2 separate regions of the Homo sapiens genome follow, and region 1 is linked to region 2. Evidence: read pairs that join two places in POLR2A ChIA-PET (ENCODE). Cell type or tissue: Caco-2. All regions are shown on one strand.

Region 1 (4,000 bases), 510 kb after region 2:
ATAGGACCAGAGTGTCCTAGATGGTTGAAAACACAGCCAGGTACCGTGTTTCTTTTCCAAGTGATCCAAACCATATTGAACACATAAAGAAATCATAATCTCTTAAGTTGAAATCTAGGAAGTAAGTAGGCTCCTGGATCTTTATGATACAGTGTGAGACACTTCTGGATCTGAAAGGAATGATTAATATATCTTCACCTAATAATTCCTAAGAGTTGCCTGTACATACTTTCAGAGAAAGAGAGTCCTTCATTTCAACAAAGGACAGAGTCCATTCTCTCACTTGATAACATAGTCCAGAGGCTCACAAAGTCCTTGCAAAAAGAAGTTCCTCCCCATAACTAACTCAAATTCTCCCTGCTACATTTGCAGCCCATTTTTGTTTCAGTGCCTAGAACCAAAAGACATGGTCTGGAAAGCATTTCTTGAGTCCCCTTCGTGTTTCACTTCTAGTCGATCTTCTCTGTCAACACTTTTGATTGTTCTCCTCTGGCAGCCCTCCAATACTCCTTGTCTGTATCTGAGATCCGTTTCCTAAAGGGCAAGACACTTCTTGACCAGAAGCTGTAAGCACTGCCTAGCACTCTACATCAGCAATTAAACTCAGGCCCTTTGCTCAATTTTTAAAAATAAGCAGAAAGCACACTTACTAATAGAGGCTAAGGTGGTCCAGCTGGCTGTGCATGTGGATGGGGTAGGTCTCTGCCAGGTGAATCAGTTTTTCTATTGCTTCATAGATGAAAATAATGCAAATTAGGGAGGCAAATGCTTCTTCAGTGAAACGGGTAATGTAGCAGACAAGGGAACTGGCATCAGTTGCCACAAGGACAATACACAGGAAAGCGGTCCACAGTCCAATACAAGCTCGCAGGGAGAGGTATGAAAGAGCATAGTCTCTGAAACAAGACCAAAGTTCATCAGAACGCATGGATGGATGGCATTAAGAGACAAGGAGTCAGAAATGTGGTTAATTCATTTCATCTAAACAAGCACTGGAACCCAGTTTATCCCTAATTCTGATTGTATTTTCCTTCTAAATAGTGCTCTGGCACAGTTATGATACAGATTTGCCTCACAGGATATGCGCAAGGATACGAAAACTAAAAAAAGAAATTGTCTCATATACATTCCTGCCATTACTACCTAATGTAATTATGATCTTATTCTTGCAGTTAAGAAAAAAAGGGGCTGGCCATAGTCCCATGAGCTGCTACTTGAAATATAAAAGGAAAAAAGAAAAGATTGTATAGGAAAATTAGGGAAACCAGAGCACTCTTGTGCCCCACTATCAATAGCAAAAAAACAAAACAAAACAAAAAAAAACAGCAGGGGGAGGATATTAGGCCAAATTAAAAATTGACTCACAATGGAAATGGAGAAGTTTGAATTAGCTAGGGAAAGTCTTTTTAAAGATAAAAAGTCAAGACTTCAATAATGGCTGAGGAATATTAATCAAGCTCTTTAACAATAGGAGATCTGCTATTTTGGGTATGGTGCTACCCGGGGGCAGGACAACAGACCAAATGATGGTCTCCTTTCAGGTTTCTTACAATCCAAAATGATATTGCCTGTCTGTACTGAGTAGAACCCTGACATTTAATCCTGGCAGCATAATCACTAAATCTGGTTAGAGTTTTCAGAAAAACAAATGTCTTACTTGCAGAATTTGAACAAAATCTTTTCAAACACAAGCACTGGTCCAGTACTTCCCAGGATGGTGAGAGCCTGTCCCGCAAACAAGGAATAAGCAATCCCAGTCATGGAAGCTCCAAACAAGGATTCAATTGCACTCTGAGAGGAAAAAAAGTCATCACTGAGTCCATAGCCCATCAGTACAGAGTAATGTTGGCTTAGCTACATTCCTGACTTTGCTCTCCTGTGTGCCTTGATGGCCATTTGCTTGTATTTCATCTTAGCAAGAGTGATGTGTACACACCATGTAATACTCCTGTAAACAGATACTACTTTAATAATTCAGGTGCCCAGCTCCATTGACACATGATTCCTTAACTAACTCCTATTCTTCAGTGACTCAATTCAGTATTTGAAAATATACAGAAAGCACAGTGATACCATTCACACTACAAGCTCACATACAGAGTCATTTTAAATCTTATTTTGAAATGGCATCAATATATCCATTTTCCATCACTGAGGCAACAGAAAATTCAACTGGGCAACCAGCTACTGAAGCTGATGTTCAAGCAGAAGAGTCTGTTCTAAAGAGAGGACTGTGTTGCTCTTTGGTGTGATGTCAGAAGACCATGGTAATTCAGAGGAAAAATCCAATCTCTTCAGTCCTAGACCAAGTAATTTCCCCCACAGTGGACCTGGCTGCCGCCACAATATTTTAGGTCTTGTTTGGGATCATTAGAAGTGGTTAAAAGTCCTTACTATGCGTCCCTCAGTGGCTTCTCCAAGCAGTCCCCCAAAGGTGATGACAGGTGACATGCAGGCACAGTACAGGAACAGAAAGGAAGCCAAACACTGTAAGCTGAGTGCATCTCGGTAGTCGCTCCAGTACCAGGGGGCCTTCCGCTTGATGTCCAGCACCAAGCCCCCAAATAGCCTGTGGAAACACAACAGACAGGCTTCTAACACAGTCCGTCTTCCCTAAAAGCATGTAAACAGCACACATTTGAAAGCATTTCAAATGTGCTCTGTTCAGCGGTAAGACTTTGGCTTCAGTTTGACCCCAGTACAGATAACTCTCTTAGGTCAGCAGAGAGTCTCTTTGCAACCAAGGGTATGACTTAGGTAAATTTGAATGAATATCCTAAACATACAAAGAATTAATTTAGATATGCGTATTATCCATTCAATAAAAAGTTCAAAAAAATTAACACGAAAGCAAGTATTAGCTTCAGACTTTAAATTCTGAGCTGTTAGGAGGAAATGTGCAAAACCAACTTAAGGTATTAAAATTACTAGTTTTATTAAATGTTTTCTAGATAAAAAAGCCCCTATCACATGTACTTTCTTACTCTGAACAACTACCCCCCTTACTTGTGAGAAATGTATATAATAATTCATTCATGCAATTGACAAGTAGCAGCAGATACTTGGTGCCAAGCACTGTGCCAGGTACTGGAGATGCGGCAATGAGCAAGACATGAACAGCCCTGCTCTCCAGGACCAAGTCTAGTGCAGGAGACAGGCAGTATTGTGAGGGTGCTATGGTGGCATAGAGCAGGGAGGGGCATTTCAGCCATGACTTCAGGCAGGGACTGGGAGTTAAGCAGATGAGGCAGAGGGGCCAACATGGGTGACACTTAGAGGTGAGAGTGCTTGGTGGATCAAGGTGCTGAGAGATATGAGTGGATAATACAGTGTGAAGGGTGAATGCCAATAGACAAGGCTGGAGAAGCTAAGTCAAAAAGGCCTTAAAAAATGGTTTTATTCATTATTTTTATATATTTTTTTGAGACGGAGTCTCACTCTGTTGCCCAGGTTGGAGTGCAGTGGCGCCATCTCTGGTCACTGCAAGCTCCGCCTCCTGGGTTCACACCATTCTCCTGCCTCAGCCTCCCGAGTAGCTGGGACTGCAGGCACCTGCCACCATGCCCGGCTAATTTTTTTGTAGTTTTAGTAGAGTCGGGGTTTCACCGTGTTAGCCAGGATGGTCTCGACCTCCTGACCTCATGATCTGCTCGCCTTGGCCTCCCAAAGTGCTGGGATTACAGGCATGAGCCACCACACCCGGCCAGAAATGGTTTTAAGGAATTAAAACTTTATCCTAATAGCATGTCAAGTTACTGAAGAACTATAAACAGAAGAGTGACATAATCAAACATACATTCTGGAAGGACCACTCTGTGGTAGTATAATGAATGGAGCATAGATTAGGATGAGAAGTGGATGGATTCAAGAGCTAATCAGGAGGTAGAATCAACAGGACTTGGTGGCAGGACTTCAGGGCCCCTCTCCTCTTCTCAAAGATGAGACAGACCAAGACCAAAATATCCCTAAGGAGGAGATGTGTTCCCAATTCAATCACTTT
Region 2 (4,000 bases):
CCCAAAGTGCTGGGATTACAGGCGTGAGCCACCGCGCCTGGCCGGGTCAGGCTCTTTCTAATCTGTTTAAAACCATATCACCCAGAAGGTATTCAGTATATACTTATTTAAATGAATTGAAAGTCATATGAGCAGCATGGACTTACTACTTTAAAAACCACATTATTAGAAACCTAACACCTTGGAAGCTCTGCATATTCTGAATGAAGAATATACTAAACCACTCAGAGGGAAATAGTTATTAACCATTTTACCACAGACGACTAAACAACTACCATGGCCCTTCCCTTGTTTCAGCTGGTCTGGGTCTTAAAAAGACTTTGGAAAACCCAATCTACCCTCCTCTAGCAGCAAATCAATTCCCACAGTCAGCCAGGAGGTTCTAACCACTGCCCTACCTCTTTCAACAAGGAACAAGCCCTAGATTTTTGCTGTTTCTAAAAATATGCAGCTTTTAAATATATCCATCATTTTGGTGCTCTCTACTGCAGAGCTTAATAAAAGCAAAGCCACTGAAATTCAGGAGATGTCACAGCTCAAAGTACTCCCGTGTCAAGCAGAATGTCTGGGCATGACTGATGGCATAATTTCCCCACAGAACAACAGTCTTGTCCCACGTCAAGGAAACATACATAAAAACACGCAAAGTTCTCACAAATAAGATCCTCTGCGTTTTAGCTAGAATGGCAACAGTGATCTTTGTGGATGTTTTTTTTCTTTTTTAAGAATGGACTTGAAGCCAAGAATTTGAGACCAGCCTGGGCAACAAAGTGAAACCTTCCACAAAAAAAAAAAAAAAAAAAAAAATTGCCAGGCTTGGTGGCACATGCCTGACATCTCAGCTACTCAGGAGACTAAGGTGGAGGATCTCTTGAGCCCAGGAGGTTAAGGCTGCAGTCAGCTGTGATTGCACAATGGCACTGCAGCCTGGGCAACAACAGAGCGAGACCATATCTTAAAACAAAAAAAAAAAAAAAAAAAAAGGAATGCAATACCATTGTCACAAAAATAATGGTTTATCTTCATTAAAAAAATTCTTTACGAGGCAGGCGGATCACTTGAGGTCAAGAACACAAGACCAGCCTGACTGATGTGGCGAAACCTTGTCTCTACTAAAAATACAAAAATTAGTCGCTGTGGTGGCGCATTCCTGTAATCCCAGCTACTCAGGAGGCTGAGGCAGGAGAATCACTTGAACCAGGCAGGTGGAGGTTTCAGAGAGCGGAAATTGCGCCACTGCACTCCTGCCTGGGAAACAGAGCAAGACTCTGTTTCTAAATAAATAAATACATAAATAAGTAAGTAAAAAAATTCTTTTGCATTCATGTTCACATTTAATAGCTAGCTGAGCTATACCCTGAGACCTAAACAACCCCGAGCTCCTTTATCTTAAATTCTCGTCTTATGCCAAGGTCCAGTGTTTGGTTCATTTCCCTCATCTGAGAAAGACTTGGTCAACAAAAGGCAGTACAGGAAATAGTGCTGATGCTATGCTGGAGGCCCACACTGCCTTTATTTTCACCCCCACCAAAAACCCTTGGGCAACTGGTACAAGTCAATGATTCACCAAATCCCAACTCTAAGCTTTACTGGATGTCCTTAAACTCCCCTTGTGGTTGCTCAGAGATCAATGATTAGCTGTCACCACCTCACAGGAATCTGGCACACTCCTGTTTCTCAAAAGGGGCCCTGAAATTGAGCACTCCACTGCTCAGGTGGGACCAGCTGAATTTTAATAGATGTACGTACAGTTGCAAAGCTTAGAGAGGCAGGACTTCTGTAGTGGATAATTGTGTACTAGACCTTGGGAATCCCACGGAATGAGAGATTTTCTGTGAACCCATTATCTTATCTTATTACACGTCAGACTCCAAAAGAAGGGGAACTAGGAAACCAAATGACTCAATGCTGGTAGAAACAAATGCAGGGCCTCCAGCCTTCTCTACAAGCACTCTATCCTGCTGGGAAACTGATGAAAGCCAACCACAGACATGATGCCCTGAAGAACTTGGTACCTGAGCCAGACCCTGAGGTGGAGAGATCGTAGACAAGATCCTGGAGCGTCTTGTCTTTGGAGAGACACATCTCACATGAGGGATCTTCCATGTCCAGTCTCTGGCGGTTGTGATAGACACGCTGATGATAGTTAATGACAAGGAAAACAATGATGATGATGAGGAACAGGAGGAACACCGGGCCGGCGATGATGCCTACCAGCTCCACCGGGCCCCACATGGACGGGTGCTCAGGCTCCTTGAGGTGACCTGAGTCAAGTGAGAGAGGAGAGGGAAAGAATGAGAAGTAAAAACAAGGGAAAGAGTAAAAACACCCCCCTCAAAGTGAAGAGTGAAAAAGACCCCTTTCCCTGTCGATGTGTTCAGGCTCCCTTGATCTCTCTAATCTTCTGGGCTAGTCTTGCTGCCTAGATGCTCTCAAATGCCCAACTTCTTTAGTTAAGGCACCTCTTTCCACAGTCAAACCCACAACCCACTTTGTCACCTCACGCATTTCGTGGTACTATCCCCGCCTCAGGCCCCTACACAGATGCCTGTTTCTGCCCTTTAACTTCCCACAGCTCCTCTAAGCTCTGCTTTAGTTTCTCTCCTTTTCCTGTGGGCTCCACAGTAATGCCTCCTGAATGGTAGGCTTGCAAAAGGATGGTATGTGGTGTTTCTCGGCTTTGGTCACTGGCCTTTTCCTATTCTGGTCCCTCCTCACATCTAACCATCATCCTCCCTTGAGGAGTCACCTTTGCTCGGCTCTGGGGCCATCTCTTTCTGGATCAGTCCCACATCCTCCCGTGGGAATCCCTGCCTGGTTCTTCCACTCCTCACCGCTGCCTATGGCTGCTAAGCCACTACTCTAAACACTGCGGGCACCTCTGGGACTAACTTGAAAATCTGCTTCCTCACCCTCTAATCTACAAAAGCAACTGCTGAGAAACCCCAGCCTTTGTCACCTTCGGGAACATCCAAAAGGCATCTTTATCGTCAAACCAAGTGAGTGGGCAAGAGTAGAAAAAAATGAAATGACGGGGTACCCTATCTCCAAGCTGAGCCACTAGCCCAACAAGGGCATGCACTCACCACTGGGCACCCTCAAGTCGATCCTGTTGCAGTAGTCAGTGTAGCAGCAGTGGGTGTTGCGCAGGTCCTCCGAGCTCAGGCAGTAGAAGGGCTTCCCGGCAGGGACCAGCTCCACTTTGGGGATGCAGGTGCGCACATGGTGCTCCATCCCATCCAGATTGAAAATGGAAACCATGCAGGCCCCATCTGTCTCACACGTGTAGTTGGCCTGGAGGCAGCTGGTGCACGCACACAGCAGAGCTGCAGGAAATTGGGGAGCAGACATTGACATCAATGGTGAGATCTTTTGCAGGTCCTTTTCCAAACTTAGAATATAATCCCTTAGCATACTTGATGTTCCAAAACAGTTTTTATAGAGATGGGGCCAAAAAGATATCCTTAACTGAGCACAACTTCACCTGTTTATTTAGCTCACAAACAAGGCTTTTGAAGCTCCACTATTATCCTCTAAGTGCTCTACTTTATGCCTGTGAGAGACAGAGGAACTACCTTTTCTTCAAATTGAGATGCCTGACAAGAGGAAAGCATCTTCCTTTTGGAGAATGTGGGGCTGCCCCCCACTTCATGCAGAGCCACCTAGGGTTCCTGGAGCTATCACCAGCCCTATCTCCCCCAGCAGGAACCAAGCACACCCACGGCTTCCTGCAGCATGCATGCTCTCACACATTCTTTTGCTGCAATGCTTTTTTCCTGCCTACTTCTTACATATCCTTCAAAATTCAACTCAAATGTCACTTCTTTTGAAAAGCTTTCCCTGACCACTCCATTATTGTCCTCCTGCCTTTAGAAGTCCAAGTCAGGTGCCCCTCTCATTCACGAGGGGCAAAAATGATATCCTCCAAAGAGAACTTGAGAGCCTCCCTCATGAAGTTATTGTGAGAATTAAGTGAGATAATGCATTAAAAGTGCACAAT

What was found. Peaks named below come from ENCODE experiments on the same cell type or tissue, not always from the same donor. Only the 100,000 strongest peaks of a DNase experiment are listed, where the experiment ranks them.
Region 1: POLR2A ChIA-PET joins it to region 2 with 16 read pairs; 1 of 35 experiments calls an interaction of 5 or more read pairs at or near these places.

The regions. Positions count from the first base shown.
Region 1 is chr12:51,468,183-51,472,182 of GRCh38, reverse strand. SLC4A8 (solute carrier family 4 member 8) reads right to left here. Exons shown (of 25, transcript NM_001039960.3): 12 at 2,395-2,569; 13 at 1,658-1,791; 14 at 651-896. Among named protein-coding and RNA genes, the nearest start is that of SLC4A8-AS1, 45 kb to the right of the region's middle. In Caco-2, a CTCF peak has its summit at 3,449; a DNase peak (open chromatin) is centred at 1,862.
Region 2 is chr12:51,974,591-51,978,590 of GRCh38, reverse strand. ACVR1B (activin A receptor type 1B) reads right to left here. Exons shown (of 9, transcript NM_004302.5): 2 at 3,087-3,326; 3 at 2,016-2,264. Among named protein-coding and RNA genes, the nearest start is that of ACVR1B, 25 kb to the right of the region's middle. In Caco-2, CTCF peaks have their summits at 1,529 and 1,732; DNase peaks (open chromatin) are centred at 979, 1,180 and 1,560.